3 separate regions of the Homo sapiens genome follow, and regions 2 and 3 are each linked to region 1. The links are chromatin contacts, found by Hi-C or POLR2A ChIA-PET in ENCODE. All regions are on one chromosome and are shown on one strand. The core of a region is the stretch at or near the end of the contact, and the rest is flanking DNA. Distances in the headings are between cores, read along the strand shown. Region 1 holds the start of FIZ1 (FLT3 interacting zinc finger 1). Region 2 holds the start of RPL13A (ribosomal protein L13a). Region 3 holds the start of AP2A1 (adaptor related protein complex 2 subunit alpha 1).

Evidence for each region. Hi-C counts contacts between places; a loop is a spot of excess contacts on that map. ChIA-PET counts read pairs that join two places held with the same protein, here RNA polymerase II (POLR2A). Pooled maps may share reads with other maps.
Region 2: a loop to region 1 is called in a pooled map, with 23 times the contacts of the local background. The contact joins the promoter of RPL13A here to the promoter of FIZ1 in region 1. A Hi-C loop is called at or near these places in 1 of 37 single-sample maps with no recorded cell type and 4 of 50 pooled maps. POLR2A ChIA-PET finds 5 or more read pairs at or near these places in 1 of 52 experiments (activated B cell).
Region 3: a pooled map shows a loop between it and region 1 (8-fold over the local background). The contact joins the promoter of AP2A1 here to the promoter of FIZ1 in region 1. A Hi-C loop is called at or near these places in 2 of 50 pooled maps. POLR2A ChIA-PET finds 5 or more read pairs at or near these places in 2 of 52 experiments (AG04450 and WTC11).

The regions. Positions count from the first base shown.
Region 1 is chr19:55,598,254-55,600,783 of GRCh38, reverse strand. It overlaps FIZ1 (FLT3 interacting zinc finger 1), which reads left to right and starts at 1,267. Exons shown (of 3, transcript NM_032836.3): 1 at 1,267-1,310. ZNF524 (zinc finger protein 524) reads right to left here and starts at 496. Exons shown (of 2, transcript NM_153219.4): 1 at 376-496. RefSeq lists silencers at 1-540, 1,251-1,670 and enhancers at 148-1,021, 1,022-1,896.
Region 2 is chr19:49,486,345-49,488,874 of GRCh38, reverse strand. RPL13A (ribosomal protein L13a) reads right to left here and starts at 1,267. Exons shown (of 8, transcript NM_012423.4): 1 at 1,231-1,267. The coding sequence starts at 1,245. RefSeq lists enhancers at 687-1,291, 1,200-1,319, 1,380-1,879.
Region 3 is chr19:49,765,742-49,768,271 of GRCh38, reverse strand. It overlaps AP2A1 (adaptor related protein complex 2 subunit alpha 1), which reads right to left and starts at 1,271. Exons shown (of 23, transcript NM_130787.3): 1 at 1,072-1,271. The coding sequence starts at 1,138. RefSeq lists enhancers at 807-1,575, 1,629-2,530 and a silencer at 1,137-1,716.

The DNA of each region.
Region 1 (2,530 bases), core at 18-2,517:
CACCTTTCCATACGGTTCGCTCCCACGGGGTAGCCTAGTCTAGGAGTCTGGTCTTTGGAACGGTGGAAAGGGGGAGACTGGTCCCCCGACCCTCCCCGTCCCCTCGCCCCGGTACTGACGCGCCCATCGGCCCCCGAGCTGCGAAGCCCAAGCGCGGGGCGGGCCCTGCGGGGGCGACGGCCAATGAGCGGCGCCGGGTAAGCGGGCGGCGGGGGCTGCCAGGAAGGGGGTCTGCGCGCGCGCGCCCGGACGGCTTCGCGGGGCGCGAGCGCGGGAGCAGGAACAGGTGTTGGAGGCGCGCTCCGGGAGCGCGCGGCCCGGCCTCCCCTACCCCCACACCCCCCCTCCCGCCTGCGCCCCCCGCCTCTCGGGTACCTCATTTGCATGTCGCCGGGGCTCGCGAGTGTGCGCGCGCGCGGGGGCAACGGGGCCGGCGCGTGGGAAGGGGAGGGGGTGAGGGGGCCCTGCCCCTCGGCGGCGGCGAGGCGGGGGCGGCGGCGCGCGGTGCCGGCCCCGCCCCTCGGAGAAGCGCCGGGCCCCTCCCTTCCTGCCCTTCCCGCCCGCCTGCGCGCCCGCGGGAAACAAAGGGGACTCGCTGGGTCCTAACGACCGGTCGCGGCCACGCCCGGAAGCCGCGCCTGCGCACCGGCGGCCCTGGTGTGTCCCCAGTGGGAAATAACCCAGCACCACATCCCCAACCACCTCGAAACGCCTTTCCTCTCACAAAGCCCACAGTCGGGTGACCCAAAGACAGATACCGAATGATGAGGAGCGGGAAAATGGCTGCCCAGTGCCCGTAATTAACATGGCACCGGACAGGCTTCGAAGCCCATGGAGTGCTAAGTGGATAAGATGGTGCCGGTCTTTTCCAGCTCTGTATTGCAGTTGGCGCACTTCGCTTTCTTTTTTTTTCCCTAGTCCAACTGTACATCCTAATCGGAGGAGTCCGAGGCTGTGAAAAAGAAATAGTATCTGCTCTCATTTACGTTAGCATCGCCTAGTGTCGCCACGGAGAAGCCCCCTCGCTCTCAGCTCCTTGCCCTTAGTCTGTATGGCGCCGTGGGTGTCCCTAAGCCCCGCCCCTTCCCGCTGCCCTCACCCAAGATGGCGCGGGCCTGGCTTCTTCAACCTCCAGGGCTGGGAAAGGAAAGGGAAAGAGGGAGAAGGGCGGGGATGAGGAAGGGGAGCCAAGAGGGCGGGAGAAAGGGGGAGTACGGCGGGGGAAGGGAGCTGAGGCGGAAGTCGAGGGGCCCCCCGGGTGGAAGTGACGCTGCCCCCGCTGCCCAAAATGTCGGCGCCCAGAGGGAGGTGTAAGTAATTAAAGAGGAAAGCCGACGGACTTCCCCGGCCTCCCGGGGCCGCCCCGGGTCTCCAGGACCAACGCTCCGTACGAGCGAGGTGGACTCGCCTGGCCCCGGGGCCTGCCCGACCTGCCCCCCAACCGGGCGCCCAGGGCTGCACCTTTTAGGGGCAGGGGGAGGGGCACAAAAGGCCGGCTCTCGGGGCCTGGGGCCTGGAGCAGACTGGGCAAGTGGGGGGGCCCGCTCCTCAGGCTGCGGGGTGGAGGAGGAGGCGGGGCCTAGTGGCTGCTGGGGCGGAGCAAGGGCTGGGAGGAGCCTGAGTTGGGCGGAGCTTAGAGTGGAAGTGGGAGGGGCGTGGAGGAGGGAGAGTCTGGATAGAAAATGGGAGGGTCTTAGGCAAAGAGGTGGGGTTTGATAAAGGGGCGTGGCTCAGAAGGAATGGTGGGTAGGCCCTGGATTGAGGGGTGGAAGGAAACTCATTGAGGCTGGTTGGGTAAAGGGAGCCCAGGAAGCAGGAGGGAGGAGTTTAGAGTAGAAGGGATGGAGTTTGTCTGGGGTGTGGCTTAGAGAAGTAGGTAGGCCTAGTGAGGGGGGTGGAGTTTAAGGGTGTAATTTGGAGGGGTTTAATGCAACTATCAGGTCTTTATAATGAATGTGGAAAGGACTTGCAGGGGATGGGAATAGACTTCGTAGAGAAGGCCTGAGAAGGTGACGGGAGTCCAGTGGAGAGTCTTAGAAAGGATGTGGCTTCTTTAAAGGAAAAATTGGGTGGAGTTTTGGAAGTGGGTCTTAGTGGACCCGAGAGGGGCTTAGATAAGTCAAATAACTTAGCAATCATGGTAGGACTTAAGGAGGAATCCAGGAGGAACTTACGGGATAATAGTCATCCAAACAGCTTACTTGTTGCGTCTTTGCTGTGCACCAGCTTAAGTGGGCACGTAGCATTTATTGCCACAATTTTACTTAATTCTCGCCACCACTCCATGAGGTAGGTACTACTATTCCCATTTTACAGATGAAGAATTTTTATTATCTGATGTTACAGGAGTAATTCTGGTCTCCCTGCAAGGATGACTCCAGTGTGCTTAGCCCCAAATCTTTGCCCTCCCATTCGCTAAGTGGTCATCCTGGAAGAGGAGTGGGAGGAGCTTAGAGGGGAGTGGGAGGGCCTTTTGGAAGGAAAAGGGCTTGGCAAAGAATACAAGATCCTTAGGGAACATTGTGGGGGA
Region 2 (2,530 bases), core at 18-2,517, 6.1 Mb after region 1:
AATTAGCCAAGCGTCGTGGCAGGCACCTGCAGTCCCAGGTACTCGGGAAGCTGAGGCAGGAGAATCACTTGAACTTGGGAAGCAGAGGTTGCAATGAGCCAAGATCGCACCATTGCACTCCAGCCTGGGTGTCACAGCGAGACTCCGTCTCAGAAAAAACACTAAAAGTAGAAATCCTCATTGTTTTAATGCAAAAGCATGAAGCACACACTGGTTGTTACACATGCTTTGTAAGCGTTGGTACAAAGACTCTAAAATCCAGACAGACTTCCTGAAGTCGTGACCTTGGCCCAAAATCACCAATTCCAATTTAATTTCCTCCTCTGTAAAACAAGGATACCAGTAACTGCCTCAGGAATATGGTTAACTGAACTACGCAAAACATTGCGAACTGTGCTAGGCACAAAGACACATGCTTGGTGAACACAACTTGCCTAGATCGGCCTGGCTCTGAAATGTCACCCGCCCCAACAACAGACTACTCACAAAGAAACCTTTCCAGGGCCAATCCCTCCTTTATACTTAAGTAGCTACACCAGGAGCCAGGGAAAGGGCCCCCAGGTGTCAGGCCCAAAAGATGTCCCATCCTTGTGGAACCATTCATCACAGCTCTCGACTTCCAGTAACACGCCTCAGGACAATCGCCAATCCCCAAAACGACGGAAAACGAGTTCATTCCAGAGTGCCCCGCAGCCAACAGCTCTCGACCCCCCGCAGAAAGGCATTGAGAATTAAAAGAACCGGAGCTGCAGGGGACCCCGATTAACACCTCCACGTGAAATCAAAGTAGCCCGCGCACTGAGCGGGATAAAAATACCTTCCATTTTGGCCAAAACTCAGTTTCTCATTGCCCCGAGACCGCCCGGCCACACTTCCGCGTGTTCCTCATCGCTGAGGACACACAAGGGTCCAATTCGGCCAAGACTCTACCCCAGGGCCCCCACCCACTACCCGAGTTCAAGGTAAGCAAAATCTAGTTGCAAAATACCTGTCCTGTGCTGGAAGCTCTATCACCCTCGCCTCGAGAAGGAAATGCCACATTGTAGCCAACCCTAGGCCTAAAGAGAGCCGCGGCATTTCCTACAGATTCCCCTTATCCCAAAAGACTTCCATTTTGCTTCATTATGGATGTTAAGCTCCGCAAAACATGCAAGACAGAGAGGGTGCGACCCCATTCCGGCCTGGATCCCACCCGGCCCCTTGCCGCCCCGGCCCGCGCGGAGCCCATACCTGCACCTCCGCCATCTTCGGCAGCCGCTTGGAAAAGGAGGAGGTTTTGTCGCAGGGTTTCTTATCCCTTGAAACAGGGGCGGCAGAAGTGACGCAACGCGGTTGCGCGGACGGCTTCCTGTGTTTTCATTGGTCGAAGCGTTCTGCGCGTGCGCAGAGATTCCCCAGGGAAGGCGGGCCCTCTTCCGAATGTCCAATCCGGACATTCTTCCGGTTGGACCTCCGCGGTCAGCGCTGTGCCCGGCGAGAGATCACGTGGGGCGCGGAGGCGGTGCTGCTGGGGCACGGCCGTCCAGCCTCGGCGGCCATATTTTTGAGGGGCTGTTCATCTCGTTCACACGCTCTGTCCGCCATGTTTGTGAGTGGAAGCGCCATTACCCCTTCAAGCGACTGAAGGCTGCAGGGCCTCTGGTGGCCCGCATGGGGAGACCAGACCCGCCAGGCCCGCCTTTCCGCACTCAGTCCGGGCTTACTTTATTTTGTGAGACAGGGTCTCGCTGTGTTGTCCACACCAGAGTGCTGTGGGGCGATCATGGCTCACCGCAGCCTCCACTTCCTGGGCTCAAGGGATCCTCCTGCCTCAGCCTCTCGAGTAACTTGGACTACAGGGGCGCGCCACCATGCCTGGCTAATATATATATATATATATATTTTGTTGTGGCCCGGGAACGGGGGGAGTCTGACATGTTGGCCAGGCTGATCTCGAACTCCTGGGCTCAAGCGATCCTCCCGTTTCGGCCTCCCAAAGTGCTGGGATTACCGGCGTGAGCCCCGGAGCCTTGCCCATTCTAGGCTTAGAGATTTGGATTCCTGTGTCTGGTCGACTTCACTGTGACCTGGAGAAACCCTTGGCCTTATCTGGGCCTCAGTTTATCCATCTGTAAAACAGATGGAGGTGGTCTTCCCCAGGGGCTCTAAGAGTGGATCAAGGAATGGCTTCTAGTTGCCTGGCTGCACCAATCCACTGAGCGTTCCTCAGAGGAACTTCTCACTTTCTGGACTGTCGGCCTTTGCTTCAGCTGGGTCCCTTGCCCAGGATGCCCTCCCCACCCCCTCCAAATCTGGCTTGTCACCATCGCAATGCCATTTGGCTCTGGAAAGCCTCTCTGCTCTCCCTGCCTGGGTGAGTTGCCCCTCACACTGCCTCTGTTTTATCTCCATAGTAGCCTATGGCATCCTGCACCCAGGCTCGCTGAATCCCTTGTCTTCTCGTCCATAGCCAAGGAGACCTGGGGCACCTGGGCTGGTTCTGACTCAAATCCAGGCTCTGACATTGCCCAGCGCCGGCCCGGGGCTCCAG
Region 3 (2,530 bases), core at 22-2,521, 5.8 Mb after region 1:
CAGGAGTTGAGAGCTGACTTGCCGCCAGGATTCCCATCGTCACGACAACTCTTCCTGGCAGGGACCACCGTCCCCATATTACTGTGGTCAAATAGAAAAGGGCTCAGATCCCTGCCTGTCCTGCTGCCTGACCCCTGACCTCTCTCTGGGATTAGACTTCCCCTATTCCCAGCTTTCCAGATATCTACCCCTCAAGCACTTCAGAACCCAACGCCTTCCTTGAGGTCTGGGCGCTCCTTCTTCTACCCTTTCCCCAATCCCCTACTCTAATGTCCTCTTCTTTCCTGGCCCCCCGTTCCCTGTCACAGGTTCTCCCAAGACCTTACACCGACAGCTCTTTTCCTCTGTGTTCCTTGGGTCCCTCCTTTCCCCTCAGCTGCCCCTCTAGCCCCCTCCACACTGCCTTCCATGTCTTCTAGGCAATCTCCCACCCTGAAGCCCCTCTATCCTTCACCAGGGTGTCCTTATAGTCTCCCCGTCCCATCATCTCCCTGCCCCAAACTCATGGACTTTCAACCACTCTCAGGCCTCCTCTATACCACTGGCCAGGAGCCTCGGTGACCTATCTAACCCCTTTCCCCTGTATGACACCCCCTATCCCAGGTCCTCAAGCCCTGCTTCATTAGGCTTCCGGCATTCCACTTCCTCCAGGTCCCCTCTGGCCTCTTCCCATTCCATCGCTCCACAGGGCACCCCCGCCATACACTTCTTTCACTTCTTCTCTACATTGGGAATCCCTCTAACCCCATCGTTTGTAAGATCCCCCAGCTTTTCAGTCTTTCCCAGGGGACACCTCTATGCTCCCATCCCCGGGACCTCACTGGCTTCCTCCCCTTTCAAGCCCTCCCGGACCCCTCTAGCTACTCCGTGTCGTCACCTCAAGAGGCACTCTATGACACCCCAAGCCCCTACGTGCCCCCCACTCTAAAGTTCTTCCTGGGGCCCATCTATGCTGTCCCTATACGGCCGCAGAGGCTTTTGATCCCCCGGGTCCCTCTGTGATCCCCAAACCCCTCAATTTCACGCTCCCCCCTCCCCCGCGTCTCCAGTGTCCCCCGGCCGCGCGCTCACAGTTCCGGATGTCGGAGATGAACACCGCGAGCCCCCGCATCCCATCGCCCTTGGACACGGCCGGCATGATGGCGGTGGTGTCGGCTCCAGGCCTGGCCGGACAGGGCACAGAGCAGCGGGGGCTGGCAAGCGGGGACCGGGCGGAAAGGACCCCAGGCAGCGCCAAGGAGCCGAGCCGGCCGCGGGGAGGGCTGGCTGGCGGGCGGGCGGGCGGGCTGGCAGGCCGTGGCACCGCCCCCTGCCCCTCCCCTCCGCCCGCGGTCCGGAGCTCTGAGCCGCCCACTGGCTTGAGCTCCTGCCGCTCACAGGCGGGTTTCTCCCCCACTTCCTCTCTCATTGGCCGCCAAGCAAAGGCACGACGCTACGATTGGCCCAGTGTTCCGCTATTTCCGTTTGGGAGCTGGGGAGGGGGGGGAGGAGGCGTTGCCCGAGAGACGGGCGGGGTTCGATTGCGTATCATGGGCCCGCCCCCTCCGCGCGGCCAGGTCAAACACTGATTGGATCTAGCGGCTCTCCAAGGAGGAAGGGAGGGACGTGAAGGAAGGCGGGGAACGGTCCTAGGAGGCGGGACTTAGGTTGACTGGGACCAATGAACGGGTAGACCTGCCCCGCAGGCGTCGCGGATTGGCGAGATCTGTCCTACTTCAGCCCTCCATTGGGCGGCTGTGGGGCGGGCGGAAGGCGAAGATCAGTAGAGAAGGAAAGAGGGGAGGGTGTCACTCCGCTCGGCTGGGATAGGTGGAGCGACGCCTGCAATTCCCTGCTGCAGAGAAGGGGTTGGGCGAGGCAAGAGAGCGTGCGGTGTTTACTGCGCAAGCGTCTCCGTGTTCCCTTTCTCCCTCCACTGTCACCCCCGACTGCTGAAATCCTCTTCTAGGAAGCCTTCCTCCCCTCCCCCCTTCTCTGCAGCCAACGTGTCGGGACTTGAGTTGTCAGGAGACCTAGAATCTCAGAGTGAAAAACAGTAATTCAAGGCTAGTCCCATTAAGCAGAAGTTAAAACTTAGGTCGAGAGGGCGAATGACTTGCCCAGGGCCACACAGCTTGGAAGTGAAAAAGCAGAAATAAACGTAAACCGTATCTTGGCTTACTTTTCAATATATGTTGCCTTTTTTTTTTTGTCCAACCGCAGTGTCTCTCGGGCAGCCTCCATTGTAGCAGATATCAAACCAAAATTGATTGTCTCCTCCAGACTGGGAACTCCTTCTGGGCAAGAATGGGACCTGGCCTTGAACAGTTTCAACAACATTTGTTAAAAGAAGAAATAGGTGAATCTGCTTTGGCCCAGCCCCAGCCTCCATCCCCAACCCCCAGCTCCCCAGAGACTCTTTGGTAAACTGGCTTTGGGGAAGGCAAAACGGCCAGAACTCCCAACGCCCCAGGAGATTGAGAAATTTGGGACAAAGGGAACTGGAAGAGTCCATTTCTGTCACCTGTAGGAACAAAACTCCACCCCATCA